2 separate regions of the Mus musculus genome follow, and region 2 is linked to region 1. The links are chromatin loops, found by intact Hi-C in ENCODE. Cell type or tissue: heart. All regions are shown on one strand. Each heading gives the region's core, and the rest is flanking DNA. Links, peaks and the distances in the headings are about the cores only.

What was found. Peaks named below come from ENCODE experiments on the same cell type or tissue, not always from the same donor. Only the 100,000 strongest peaks of a DNase experiment are listed, where the experiment ranks them.
Region 2: it touches region 1 in a loop (2.6-fold over the local background); 7 of 42 quality-filtered maps call a loop at or near these places.

What each region holds. Positions count from the first base shown.
Region 1 is chr10:77,018,734-77,026,165 of GRCm38, forward strand. All of the region lies in intron 1 of Gm3137 (predicted gene, 3137), which reads right to left. Gm10787 (predicted gene 10787) reads left to right here. Exons shown (of 3, transcript NR_045882.1): 3 at 2,502-3,481. Among named protein-coding and RNA genes, the nearest start is that of Gm3137, 7.1 kb to the right of the region's middle. In heart, for the core only: a CTCF peak has its summit at 2,841 (motif pointing left); a DNase peak (open chromatin) is centred at 2,838; H3K4me3 peaks cover 229 bases; H3K27me3 peaks cover 460 bases.
Region 2 is chr10:76,959,666-76,967,097 of GRCm38, forward strand. It overlaps Pcbp3 (poly(rC) binding protein 3), which reads right to left and starts at 2,282. Exons shown (of 16, transcript NM_021568.2): 1 at 2,083-2,282. It overlaps Gm35664 (a long non-coding RNA gene), which reads left to right and starts at 2,476. Exons shown (of 2, transcript XR_380584.1): 1 at 2,476-2,510; 2 at 2,711-2,937. It overlaps Gm35721 (predicted gene, 35721), which reads right to left. Exons shown (of 5, transcript NR_168652.1): 4 at 6,695-6,785; 5 at 5,427-6,316. In heart, for the core only: a CTCF peak has its summit at 2,243; DNase peaks (open chromatin) are centred at 1,656, 2,356, 4,516 and 5,076; H3K4me3 peaks cover 2,014 bases; H3K27ac peaks cover 3,097 bases; H3K27me3 peaks cover 28 bases.

The DNA.
Region 1 (7,432 bases), core at 843-5,842:
TGGCTGCCTGCAATATGGCTGTCAGCTTCCATTCCCACCTGAGGATGCTCGTGTGATGCTTTGATCACGTGGACTGGGTCCTAAAGGCTTCTGCCTATATGACATAATATGTCTATCACTCCCTACTCTTTCCACAGGATCCTTGGAGTCTGAAGGGCACTTCTCCTGGCTCCCCAAGTCCCTGGTCCTTCTTCCCAGCTCTGTAAAACTCCTCCCACCTTTATGCTTTGGGGCTTTTACCATGACCTTTGAAAGGTTGATCCTGGATGCCTGCCCACCGAAGAGATGAAATTCAGAGAGATTCCCCAATACCTTTGTCACTCCCTCATCTCCTCTACTCTCCCCCCCCCCAAAATATTGGGGAGCCAGGATGCTGAGGCAAAGTGCAAGGACTGGCCCTGCCCTGCCTCCTCATTACCATCCCCTCCTGTTCCCCGCCCTTCCCCAGATGTCTTAGACCTGGGGGCTCAGAGGACAAAGAATGGTGAGAAAAACCTCTAGGTCTGGAGTCAGTGCCCTGGACTGATGTCACTTCACTTCTGTGACAATAGATTTCCAGCTCTGTCTACTAGAGATGTGACCCTGCCAGCTGGGGGTGTGCCTCAAGCTGGCATTGCGGGACCGCCAAAAGCAGGGACACCTAGAGACACTTATTATACATGGGCAAAGCAGAAAGGAGAGCCTACCCCATCCACCAGGAGGGGGTATTCTTGGTCATACATCCTCCACCTCAGATCTCAGTCCAGCCAAAACAGGAAGCAGGGGACCAGGTATCTCAGGGAAGTGTGGTTTCTGCAGCTGTTCTGCCTTTTGTAGCCTTGGAGCCCGTCTAACCCCAGCTCCTCTGCCCCATAGAAAGAGGCTGAGCCCGGGACACAGCACCAGACTTTGACAGGGCTCTATATCGACCTTGAATTTCAGGAAAAACAACTAGAGAAAACTCAAGTTCCCGAGGTGCAGCGTGAGGAAGCGTTGCTTAGAAATACTAGCAAAATAAAAGGAGACAGTATTTTGGAAATAGGAAACTGGATCTGTAAACATTGTCAGCTAACAGGTAACCCCCAGGGAGAGGAGGAGGCAGAGGAATTGTTGCCGATTCTCAGTTTTCACTAGGAAAAAAAAGAATAGGATCAACATACAGTGTTAGAGTTGGCCAAATTGAGACAGAACTCAGAAAGCAAACTCACGCTAGGGCAATTCTTATCAATTCATCAAAGGCAATAGGAGAAAAATCATACTTAGTGCTATTAGCAATAGCCAGAAGCAGGTGGCACTCAAGCATCCATCATGGGTGATAGGCAAAGGGAAAGAGACCCATGCACACAATGGAGTCTTACTCATCCTTTCAAAGGAAAAGCATTCTGGTGTATGCTATACAGCATGCCAGGATCTTGAAGGCATTGTGCTAAGTGAAACAAGCCAGTCGCAGGAAAGGCACCATCGATTTTGTTCGTCAGGTTCCTGCTGTCATCAAACCACTGACACAGAAAGCAGAGAGGTGTCTGTAGGGGCTGGAAAGTGGAGAGATTGTCAGTGTTTTAATAGGGGCAGAGCTTCAGTGCAAGGTGATGGGGGTAGTCTAGAAATGGCGGCTATGACTGTATAGCCATGTGAAGGACTCTGCTGTTTGTCCGGTTACCTGAAAATGATTCAAATGGCAAATTTCATGTTATATATGTTTTACCATTCATTAAGAATAAATGTAACAACAGACTGGCCTGGGTTAGGGTGGGATGGGGGCCAGCTGTGAGGCCAAGGACCACCCTGCTCTTAGTCCACTGGGACTTGACACCTGGGAATTCTCTCAGGTTGGCCAAGGATGCAGCCTTAAATGTATTCACTGTGCACTCTTGATGCCTGGAGATGTGTACCAACTGGTCTCCTTAGAACAGCGATCCTCAACCTTCTTAATGCTGTGACCCTTTAATACAGCTCCTCCCATTGTGAAGACACCCCCTCCCATAACCATAAAGTTACTTTTGTTGCTGCTTCATAACTGTAATTTTGCTACTGTTATGAATCGTAATGTAAATATTTTTGGAGACAGAGGTTGGCCAGAGGGGTCGTGACCCACAGATTGAGAACCACTGTCTTAGCCCTCACCCCTGAGCAGCCACATCAGGAAGGACCTGATAGAGCTCATTGTGTAGGACACACTAGCTTCCCAGGCCCTTCTGGGGAAGAGACACCCTCTAGGGAAGGCCTCCACAGCCTGCTAGCCACCAGATCCAGCAGGGCCATGTTAAGGGACAGAAGCTGCACTGATCTCAAGCTAAGGGCCAACCAAGGCTTCCTCTCACCCTCAGATCCATCTTTGGATAGGGCAAGGCAGGTTTAGGAGGTTGGTGGTGGGGGGCTATGTTAGAGTGTTCTGCACACACACATTTTGAATTTGAGGAATCTATACCTTGGGTTTGCTGGGAGGTAAGGAGCTGTATGTATCCCAGGCCAATGTAAAAGAGACTCAACGCCCTTTGTCTCCTGAAATGTCTTCCTGCTAGCAACAACAAGGATGAACCGCTGGTTCCTTCTGTCTAAGGGCCCCATGGACCATTCCGAGTGAAGGACAGTCTCAGGCCAAGACCTTGGTTCTACCTCTTAATTTTGAGCCAAGTACTTCCTGTATGCCACTGTGGATGGTAGTGATGATGTCCCTCCTCCCAGGAGTCTCAGGACAGCGGCATCCTGGGATTGGAAGCCAGAGGTAGGTCTCTTGGGACTATCCTCACCTGAACTGGGGGAGGTGTTATCTCTCTGCTCCATTGTGCCTAATCTGACCCAGTAAGACCGACCCCTCTTGTGCCCTGAAGTCACTGTGTGACTACACTGCCCCCTAGTGGCAGAATGGTACACCTCCCTGCACCGGCAGCCATCCAGTTCCATTGGGTTTTATTATCTCAACAATACATGCAGCCTATCAGTGAACGGTGTGCTTCCTGCCATCCTGGAGAGACATAAAAACTGAGATCAGAGAGTTCTTTGTACAGCGATGCCCAGTACGCGACCCCTCTCTGCCTTCCAAAGACTGCATGCATTCCGGGAATCCAGAGAGCTGTGAAACAGACCCTCGGGTTCCAGGAACGAAATACTCGTGGCACTGGAACTCAACGGGAGGGGAAGGAAGAGTGTGCAGGACCCAGTACAGCCCCGAGCAGCAGACAAGCTCCCTCATCCTATCCTCGGCTCCATGGGGCTCAGGAAGAGCTCACTTGGTCGGTTGTCAGCCTCTGAGCTGGGCCATGCACAGCAGCAACGATGGCTGCTATGAAGTGGGTCAAGATGTCTGGCACTCAACTGGACACCGGTGGCATGAGAGACTAGAGGATGTCACCAACCCCTGCCTGATCGCAACATTCCCCCCAACCACAGCCATATGTAACAGGTTTGGGACATTGTAGACTTCTACTTTTCTCTTTGAGTATCTGGTTCTTTCTAGGTAAACTGGCCCATATTCTGACTATTTTAACTGATCTTGTCCTGCAGACTCTGCCTCTGTGATTTTTTTTTTAAGGTGGAGAGAGGTATAGAAAAATAACCAGTGTCAACATCTGGAACACCTGCACATACATTTGTCCAGGCATGTGCACTCGGGGAGAGAGAGAGAAAAAAAAAATCACAGCCCTGAAAATATTCTAATCAGTCTTCTGATTGAGTCATGGAAATGAACCCAAAACAGCAACCTATCCATAGACCAATGAATGGGTGCGAGTTCATAACACACGCACCGACGCATCTCACCCAAGAACACGCCGAGGAAAGTTAATCATTAATCATTCTTGAGCTGTATTATTTATAGAGGAATAAGTGTGATTGAAACATGCTACACGTGAACACTACCTCTTAGCTCTAGGACATTGCGTACCGCCTGTATCCAAAGGCCAATGTCCTACTACCCAGCTGGCCATGTTTCCTCCCACCCGGGCCTCCTGGGGCCCAGCTTCCCGCTGCTGTCTCCCTCCTAGCTGCATTGGCCTGACTCCCAGTAGGGCAGTTAGGAGCTTGCAATCTCTCCCACCCCAGGCCTCTCACCCATGCATGGCAGAACAGAAAAACCATCTTTATTGAGGTGCAATTCACAAGTAAGAAACACTCAGTCATGTGATTAAGGTGGCTGTACCTAATGACCACATTCTGCCTGTCAAGAGAGTTCACACGTAACCCAAGAGCCCAGCCCTACCCAGTATCCTCTGCTAGCCACAGGCTTCCTGGCAGAAGAGAGCCTTGCCATTGGACAGGGCACACAGCAGGGACTCTTGCCCTGGGCAACACTATATCAACAACACTATAATTTTGAAGAGTCACCCAAAGCCTGTGTCACCACAGAGGCCATGGGATTGTCCCTTAGGTCCTGCTGCATGTCTGGGTTGCTGTTAGTTGTGAGCAGTTTTGAATAAAAGTGCATGAGCCTTGTAGGAACATGCTTTGCTCCTCCTGAGAAGGGGGACAGAGAGTTGGACACACTTGACTTTTCCAGAACAGACGTGCCCCTTGCCACCCGTGATTGCTGCGTGTTGTCGCCAGCACTTAGCACTGTCTGGTTTTAAGTATTCTTGAGGGCACATGTTGATTGGTGAGGAACAATATTAGACACACTTTCACACGCTTAGGACTCAACTGTTCAGACCTTACATATTTTACTTTTATTACATTTGTCTAGTGTGTGTGCATGCTTGCAATCACACACACACACACACACAAGTCAGCAGACAATTTGCAGGAGTCAGCACCTCTGTGTGGGTCCCAGGAATCTGGCTCAATTTGCCAAGCGAGGTAACAAGTGTCTTTAACCCCTTTGATGGCCCAGTTGTTTCGTATTTTAAAAATTGAGCATCCAGCCAGGCGTGGTGGTGCACGCCTTTAATCCCAGCACTTGGGAGGCAGAGGCAGGTGGATTTCTGAGTTCGAGGCAAGCCTGGTCTACAAAGTGAGTTCCAGGACAACCAGGGCTACACAGAGAAACCCTGTCTTGAAAAACCAAAAATAAAAAAATTAAAAATTGGGCATCCCATTTTCTTAGTCTTAAGCTATGACGGTTGTTTAGGTATTCTGAATACATGCCCATGCCCTGGATGAATATTTTCCACCAGGCATGGCTTGCTTTGCGGTTCATTTAATGGTACATTTTGGTGCCCAGACTGATAATTCTCTCTTTTGGAGACTTTGCTTCCTGGATCCTTAATGCCTGCCTAAAGGAAGGACTCTTGCCTTTGGCATCCTATTTGGGAAGATGAGGACTCTTTTTAAAATCCCAGAACTTAGTACAAAAGTTTGGATGTTGAATGTCCCCTGAAGGCCCATGTTCTGAAGGCTTTGTTCCCAGTGTGGTATTACAAAGAGTGGTGGCACTTTTTTTTCCCTTGAGACAGGGTTTTTCTGTGTAGCCCTGGCTGTCCTGGAACTCACTTTGTAGACCAGGATGGCCTCAAACTCACAGACATCCAACTGCCTTTGCCTCCCAAGTGCTGGTGTGTACCACTATTCATAGCTGTTGATGGTATTTATAAAGGGTGGGACCTAGTGGGAAATCTTTAGGTTACCAAGTGCACACCTTGACCTTGAAGGGAGCTGTTCTATCCAGCATTTTCCTGGTTCCTTTTGCTTCCTGACTGTAGCCTGAGCAGCTGTGTTGTTCTACCAGCTCCTGCCGTGGCCCTCTGCCTCACTACAGACCCAAAGCAATAAGGCCAAGTCACTATCGCCCAAGATAAACCTCTCCTTTTGATCAGCTAATTGTCGCAGGACTTCTGTTCAGCGATAAGGAGGCATGTGGACTGCCATAGGACTCCTGAAGATGATGGAAATGGGCCACACCCAAGTTTTCCAGTCCACAGCCAAGAGCTTTGGGCAGCAGGCAAGCAGGAGATGTTCACTAGGCAACTGGAGTTTACCGAAGCAAATGTAAATGGTGTTATCTTCTAATTTAGGTACGTGACCCATTTGAAGTTGTATTCATGAGTACAGATAGATTGGTTTTGTCCACCGCCCCCCCACACACACACACGGAGCTGGGAATGGCATCCTGGGTCTTATGCAAGTTGGGCAAGCTCCTGTCCCAGAGCTCCCTCATTCCTGGTGTCTGCTCCAGTCCCATGGAGACCTTGAACTCCTTCAGTTCTCAAGACTGTCTTTCCTCAGTGAGACACTTTTTCAGAGAAATTTTTGGTTGAGACAGGGTCTCTTTACTCATTCCTGGCTGTCCTGGAACTCATTACATAGACCAGAGTGGTCTCTGACTCACAGAAAACTGCCTGCCTCTGCCTCCTGACTACTGGGATTAAAGGTATGAACTACCATGCACAGCATTTAGCCTCCCCCCCCCCCCATGAGCTTTTGGTCCTCTTGCCTCTACTTCTTGTGTAGAGTCCTGGGATTTCCAATAGATTTATTAGGATTTTTTTTCCTGAGAACTGAAGTTTTCAGCAAAGCAAACAAACCACACATGCTGGTGTCGAAGATTTCACAAGAGCGATCCACTGGTTATAACCTTAACGTTGTGACATGCTGGAATGTTGCAGATCCACAGCTGATTTCTCTTGGGGTAGGTTTAGTTCCCTGAATAGCAGTCATTGCCCACTGCTGTGTCTGACCCAACACCCTTTGGATTAAATAAAACCTTTAGAATGTATTAACGGCTTCTGCCAACCCTGAAGCTAAGAATATCCTCAGATAGCATCCAAAGCCCATAGCAGAGGCTCCCTTGCTGGTCTGTAACCTGCCTACCTAGTGTTTCCACCAATGGACTTGGGAAATACCTTGGTATCCTTTTGTTCTGTGGGCATAAAAGTGTGTGCAACTGCTTCTATGTCAGAACATGTTATCCCGAGCAACCAGAATCTGCATTCCTTGGCTTGGAATAAACCATCCCATTCTCAAAGGGGATGATGGGAGGGATGGGGGCTCCTTCATAGTCTGTATTATGAAGACATGCTTGAACTCCACGTTGTAAAAAGGAGTTGGGGATCCATGTTATGAACTGCCCAGCATAGACATGCTGCTAATGACTTGTTTGTTCTGAATTAACCCTTCCCGGCCCAGGTGGCTCTGAGGTGTACAAGGCTGGCACCAGGAGAAACCAACTTGACTCAGCATTTTAAGAAGTGCCTGAGCCCACCCATCCACAGAAGGAGGGAAGAGAGAGAGCAAGGCATGGTTAACAGGAGAAACATAAACATTACAAGTTCAAATGTGTGCCTGACCACCAGACCAGAGGGACAGGACTGAGCTCTGAGAAGACCTGAATCTCTAGTTCCCTCTCACATTCTCCCTGTGTAGCTGCCGGCCAGAAATGAGATGCAAGATTGATGTCTAGGAAAAGAATGGAGGAGGAAGAAAGTAATGTCTAGGCCAGCCAGGCTGCTGAAATCTGAAGGGCCACCAACGACCCTGACTGAAGGTTCAGGGGCAAGAAGGGCCCCACTCATCATCTTTTAGG
Region 2 (7,432 bases), core at 1,578-6,577, 58 kb before region 1:
CAGCTGAACTTGTAGCTAGAAGATGGAGCTTGCTGAAGGACCTCAAGTCTCAAGACCACACGTGGAGATCCTCCAGCCTTTCTTAAGTTCCAGCCATCTCCAGAGAATACTGATGTACACACACCCCTCTCTGGAGCAAAATGGTCGTATCAGATGTTAGATAATGAACTGTCTTTGTTGTGGGGACTGGGGGTCTGTTCTCCGCAGAGACACAGCCTGCAGTTTTTCTGGAACTGAAATCACAATTAAGTCCAAAGAAGAGAAATGGGCCACAAGTTTGCATCAGAACGGGAACTAAATTTCAGGAAGGCTGTATTAGAGAAATGGGCTCAGAGGGAGAGTATGGATGCTAGCTCTGCAGTCTGGCCTCCAAGGGTCTTTCTCCAAAGCCCTGCCACCCAGAATGCCTTTTGGTGAGGCACTAAAAACCCTTCTCGCCGGTCGTGGTAGAGGCAGAGGCAGGCGATTTCTGAGTTCGAGGCCAGCCTGATCTACAAAATGAGTTCCAGGACAGCCAGGGTTATACAGAGAAACCCTGTCTTGAAAAACCAAAAAAAAAAAAAAAAAACCCTTCTCAACCTACAGTGCCATCGGTTCGCATACAAAGCTAATGAGATTTAAAAGTCCGTAGTGCTGCAAAGAAAAGTAAAAAGGAAATAGCCAATCCTGGGGCCCACCTTCCATTAACTTAAAATTCTCCTATACTAACAACATAGTGCAGAATAAGAAGCCAGACAACTTCACACTTCTACTAAACAAAACACTTTGGGGACAATAAGAAACAGTTCTGGAACACACCTCTTTCCCAAAACAGAAAATACGGCCATCAGAGAGAGAGAGAGAGAGAGAGAGAGAGAGAGAGAGAGAGAGAGAGAGAGAGAGAGAGAGATTGAGAACCGGCGCCTGTCTAGTCTACCTGTTCAGGCTCTAATGAATGGTGCGGGGAAAACCTGAGGAGAACTGAGAGGAAAGAAGAAAACAGAAGACCACGGTGGAGGGGAGAGGAGAAAAGGCCGCACCCTGCCCTCGCCCCACATCCATCCTCTGGGCTTCCTTTTTTTTTCCTCCCCAGCTCGTCTCAATCACAAGACATCCGTCTAAGCCTTGCAAGTCCCAGTGAGATCACAGCTATTGTGTGTTGACCCGAAAGCCTGCAGCGTAATGTGCCCACTAACAACTTCTGAATTTAGGGAGGGAGTAAAGAGGCCTGGGTTTTCCTGAGTGGCTCTACCCCGACCCCCGACGTAGGCCAGGGCCAGTTACCGTCAGACTTTCACAAGGACCCTAGGCCGTGCCTGAATCCAAGAACAGGCAAGACCATGCAGAGCTGGAGAGTGAGCCCCTCACTGGAAACTTCTGTCTAGGACCCTGTTCTGGCCCCAGCTCCAAGCCCAAGGGGCTATCAAGAACTACTCTATTCCGGGAGCCCGACCCTCGGCCCCACACTTCCCCACCCACCCACCCACCTCTTTCTCCCTCTCTCTAAGTAATTCCTGCCTCAGCCTAGGACCCCGGTCACAGCCTGGGAAGCTGCTTCCCTTGACCCTTTGCTCAGCCTGATACACATGCCTCTGGGATTCCCATCTTCAGTCCTCCGACCATCGCTTTGGCCTGGGATACCCCCACCCTGCTTTAAGCCTGGGACTCTGCACTAAGCCCTGGAACCTCAGCCTTGAGCCCTCAGAGCTCGGTACTCAGTCCTAGATCCCCGCCCTCAGCCTAGGACCTTGGTCTTGGCCTGGGACCCCTACCTTCAGCCCGGGACCCCCGCCCTCAACCTGGTACCCCCTATTCTCTCCCAGGACCTCCGCCCTCAGCCTGGGACCCTCACCTCAGCCTGGAATCCTCGCCTCAGCTTGGGACCCTCGCCTCAGCCTAGGATCCCGGCCCTAGTACTGAGATCGCCAACCTCAACCCTTCCCCCAGGATCCCCAACACCCCAGCTCGAATGAAGTTTTCTGACTGCGAACTGTCCGGTCCTCTGGCCTTTGGAGGGGTCTCGGCCGGCCTGGGACGCGGCATGCGAGCTACCTCCGCGCTGGACCCCCCCACACACACTTCAACCCGCCGCCACTCACTCACCTGCCCCGCCGCGGACAGGGAGGCCGCGGACCAGGTAGAGCCTATGCTGCCGGTCGGGTGGGGCAGAGGAGGCGTACACGGCGCGACGCGAAGCCCGATGCGACCCAGCGGCGGCCGCGGCGTCTCCTAGCTCAGGCGACGGTAAGCAGCGCCTCGAGCTCTGGCCGAAGCACTGCGCGCGGCGAGGACCCGCCCCCTCCGTGCAACCAGCCACTCCTGCGCAGCCCGCCGCCTCTGGCCCCGCCCCCGCTCAAGGGCAGGGCCTGAGAAAGCGGGCGCCGGGAGCCAATGGAGCTGCGAAACGGTGACCATCACAGCCAATCAGGGCACGGAAAGCTCTCCGGCTAGAAGCCGTTTAGCGTCGAAGGGCGGTTAGGGTTGGGCGGGGCCCCACTCTGGGGCTGGGAGGAGGCGGGGCTTCTGGAAAGGTTAGTCAACTGGCGGGGGCGGGGACAGTACGGGGCGGGGCCAGGGCCGGGCCTGGGGCGGGGCCTCCAGAAGGCTAGAGGGAAGGGAGTGGATGCTTGGTTGTGAGATGGCTGCGGGGCCTGCATCCTCTGCAAGTGTTTGGCACACGCAGCTAGCGGGAGACTGCAGACACCCAGTCTCGCACGCGCTGATATTCTAGGGAGGTCAGTTGGACCCACAGCCTTCGCGACTATGTGGGCCTGATCCGTTGACCGCAGCCCTTCGCGGGTGCCCCTCTCTGCTTGGAAGCCTTTGAAAGCCAACACAGCCCAGACTGTAGAACTTGTGTTTAGGTTCTGGGCCTGCACACCTGTCCACAAGCGATTCAAAGCCGATGGAAGAACTGGCTGTGGTAGTGGCTGTGGGAAAACATGTCATGTTGTTGTTGTTGTTGTTGTTATCTTTTGTGCACCTTTCCTCAGAGGTGTCCTGCTCTATTTTGTGTCAATTAACTATCGTTTTCATCGGACTAAACTTCCTTCATCTGATTGCTCTCTATTAGCTTAGGCTTATTCCTTTCTGCACACCACGAAGGTAAAGGAACCAGGCCAACTTGTAATTCCAGTACTGATAGAAGCTGCGAGTCCTGGGAACTCTGCCTTCCATCAGTACCTAGATACCCAGGAGCCCAGGGTCATCCTTCCTGGCTTCCTGAAGCAACCTGAACCAGCCAGAGAAGGCCTCTTTGGACTTGGAAATCAAGCTTTGCCCTTCATAGGTGGAGAGAGTGATCCACATGTTTACCTCCAGACTTTCGAGAAGCATCTCTGGGAAACAGAGTTGCTTCTTTGTTGTCATATGAACAGACGGGTGAGCAGAGAAGTGGGTTGAGGGTGACATTCTAGCTGAGATGACAAAACTCATCCCGCCCTGAGCCTCAAACCCACCAATGACTCACTTCGGTGCCAATAACGATATATCATACATGCAAAGGGGTGTATACATAGCTCTGTCCCCTCATCCCTCCACCTGTTACAATCACGATCTCTATGGTAGAGTCAGGAAGACTCCGTAGGTCTGAAACCTCACCATAGTAACCAAGTAGCTCTTGGGAATGCCCAGAGTCCTGTGAGTATGATGTCCTGGAATCCACTCTGAAGGGAAAAGTCCTGGTCCCCTGTAGCAGACATATACAGTAGTCACTTGGGATCGATGAGTCAGAAAGGAGTGTGCTCTTATTTGTCTTCAAACATAACCTGTGTGATTCAATGACAACCTCTGAAAAGAAAGGGCCTGGGTCCGGGCAAGCAGGAGCTGTCAAAAGCCTTACCCAGCAGCTAAGTGCAGCTGCAGCAAATCACGAACCTTTACCTGGAGAATCTAGAGAGCATATGGACAGCCTTATCGCACATTACTACACCTTAGCCCTGTGCTATGGTAGAGAGGAGGGCGGAAATTTGGAGGAGGGCATGTCAGGTAGCATGCTAGGAGTCCCTGAGACAAGGACTTCCCCTAGGAGACGAACACAAGGGATTGACATTGAACCCAGCAGCAGTACCCAGACCTAAACCAGGACTTGAACTAAGATCCAAAGTGTCTCCAGGATCAGCTCGGGCCATCGGCCTCCTGGGCTCTGCACAGTGGCTCCGGAGGCTGGAGCTGCATTAGGCTCTGTCGAAGCACCCCCCCCCTCCAGATTACAGGTTGCCAGCCTCCTACTCTACTCTCCAGGAGCCGTGGGGTTTGGGGGGAGGGCTCAGCTGCCTACATCTCCTCCTGGAAGACACACTTAGTCATTAGGAGAGTAATGATAGTGTTTTCAAGGCAGTGTGTTGGACCCTAACAACTTTCAATTATTTCCAGTTCCTGCCAACCCTGGGAAGAGAAAAAGCGGTTCATCTCGGAGCCCCACCCTTGACACGAGAGACAATTGAGTAGGCTCTTCCTTCCATATCCCAGCAGATCTTTGAGAGCTAGGGCAGGCAGCCCCGCCCCTTGGCTGTGTGGCAGCTGCTTGACCCATTACCCTCCCTCCACACGTCCCGCATCCCCTCCGAATGCAGGCTTCCTGCCTTCCATTAGCACTACCAGTAGCTGTCAGCGTGGTCCTTCCCAGGAGAAGTGCACCCGGGGGCTTGCATTTATAAATAACTCCATGGTATCTTGTTGGGGTGTGGAGAGTGGGGAGCAAAGGAACCTTGTAATTATCATCTGCTTACTGTGATGTCAGACCAAGCCCTAGGAAGTCTCTGAGCACTTGGTCCTCCAGATTGCCGCACATGTCCCTGCCACCAGAGAGCTGGGGGACCACAGTTTCCAAAGGCTGGGACATCTGGAGGGGTGGATGTGGAGGCCCCCTTTAGCTCCACATTAGATGGCGCAAAGTGCCGGTAAAATAGTTACACACAGAAAGCAGTCAAGACGGTAATTAATGTCAATTCCTCTGAGACAAGCAGGCCTCCCCCTCCCCCCTCCCCCCTGGTGGAACACAGCCCAAGCCCACACCAGCTCAACAGCTGCAGCCCCTCCTGTTCCTGTTCAGGCTGTCAGAGCTACGGGTGGGCAGAGAGCAGAGGGACAAAGTGTGGGGCAGGACCTGAAGTGGCCTCTGCTGACCTTCAGCTGGACTCCACTTCCTTGCTGAGCCTTCCTGGAGCAAAGGACCCGCCCGACCATCAGAACCACCCTCTGCACTAGGCCAGGAACAGGAGCAGACACCTCACCTAGTGGAAAACCAGAGAAGCTGTACATCTAAGCCCCTCTTGCTGAGGGGCGCATCTCTAGCTGTTTCTACTACTAACTCCTTCCCTTCACCAAGAGAGCTGCTGTGCTCTCTCTCTCAAAAAAAAAACCTGCCTGAGCTAAGCAGGCTGCTCTTAGAGAACTCTGGGAGCCGGGAGGGTGTATAGGGAAAATCAAAAGACAAGAAGCCAGTGCTGTATTGGATAGCCTGTTAAAGAACTACAATCACCAGCAGCATCATAATCACAAGCATCACCACCATCACCATCATCAAGACTGAGTCCTAGACCTACCTTGTTTAACTTAACCTGGTTAGTCCTGAATCTGATTGTTACTGAGTGGGCCAATTAAGGGGCTCTCTTCTCTCATCTTGCCTCACTGCCCAGTGTGAGAGGCAACAGCCACATGCGACAGCCACATGCTGCCCTCACTTGACAGGATCCTGTCCTTGTGACCGGGGATGGAGTGCTACAGAGGCTGCTCTCACTGAGGGGCCCCCAGCAACATGAATTGAAGCCACATTCACCCAGAGACCTCCAGGGGAAAGGCAGAGAGAGCCTCCAGTTCTCACAGACACAATCTTCTCTCACAGCTGGTGTCGTAGCTTGTGTCTCCCTCCTTCCAGGGCATGGTTCTGTGAAAGTTGGTGCTTTCTGCATCCTGAGAAGGCTCTGGTCACCTTTTACCTTCCCGTATTCCTCCGGCCCCAGTCCTAGAGGAATCCACAGTGAGCACAAGGACTGGGGACCAGCACTGCATTACTGCCTGCAAGTGGCTGTGCTTTGCTGGATGTTTCTTCTACAGGCAGGGAAAGAGTATCAGGGTCAGGAACATGGGTCCAGCCAAGCAGGAAACCTTACAGGGTGAGGAAAAAAATGGCTGGCCATCGGTGACTCGCGTGCAGCTTCCAACACCCAATTGTGAGAAGGACCTGGGTAGCACAACTCGCTGTCCCCAGTGGATGACAGCTAGTGCTGTCTTCCGGCTCTCGGCACTCATTCCCAGAGAAAAGTGAATCAGCAGCCTGCCTTGAAGTAGTTCCTCTGAAACAGAGACTTCTTAGGCCTTGGAACCTGCATCACTGCTGGAGAGAGACAGAGACAAAGAGAGGCAGAGGCAAGCAAAGACAGACAGACAGACTTCCTCACTGCAGTCAAGCAGTTCCAGTCTCCTCCTTTTTATAAGCAAGGTTTCTTATGTGTTTGTGTAAATGGGAGAAAAGCCGAGTCTCCGTGCATGCCATGTGGAAGCAGAGCCCCCCCCCGGGGTCAGTGGGGCTTTATTTCGGGAAGACTTTCAGTGCAAAGGCAGCCAAACACCCCTCCCCTTCTCTGTGCCTCAACTGATGCCATTAAGACTAAAATTAGAACCACTCTCTGTTTTAGTCATGAGCCCCGTGGCACCCACCATCCTCCCCCTCCCCTCCCCGCCCCAAACGTCCACTAGGTAATTAGAAAGATACCGGAAGGGAAACGCGATGTTTCAGACTCCAGATCCTGAGGAGAGGCTGAGCGGACCAGAGAGGGCAAGAGCCACGCGTGACCCCGGTTTACCTGCACGCAATTAAGGGTCAGAACAGACTTTCACTCTCGCGTGCTGCTTTTTAAAATTAGAGGCCTCTTAGACTTCAACTGATGTGACTGTCTCTAAGATCCACGGAGGATTTAAACACGTAGGACTATTCAGACGATCCCTATAATAGAAAGAAGCTGGCTGGGAAGAGGTCCAGCCCTACCAAGACTTTACCAATTTTTCTCGGTAAGTGTGGGTACAAGCTACTTCTTCATAATCAATGGTCTCCAGAGGTTTAAGGTGAAAGTTCAACAATATGAATGACGAAAAAAATAAGCCTTGAAAAGGGAAAGTTACACGCAGGGTACACAGGCCGCACAGGGCGAACAGGCCACGCTAGGAAGGAACACATTGGGAGCCTAGGGGGCCTTCCCTTTCTCTCCCAATTACAATTTCCATCACCATGATCCTGGGTCCAGCAAGTCCATGCCTTCAGGATCCTGACCTAGCCAATAGGAACTTGTCTGACCCCCATCGACGAGGCTAGGCAACAAAGCAAACCATTAAGAGATCTACAGGCAGGCTGGAGAGAGAGATGGCTCGGTGGTTAAGATCTTGCACTGACTGCCCTTCCAGAGGTCCTGAGTTCAATTCCCAGCAACCACATGGTGACTCACAAACCATCTGT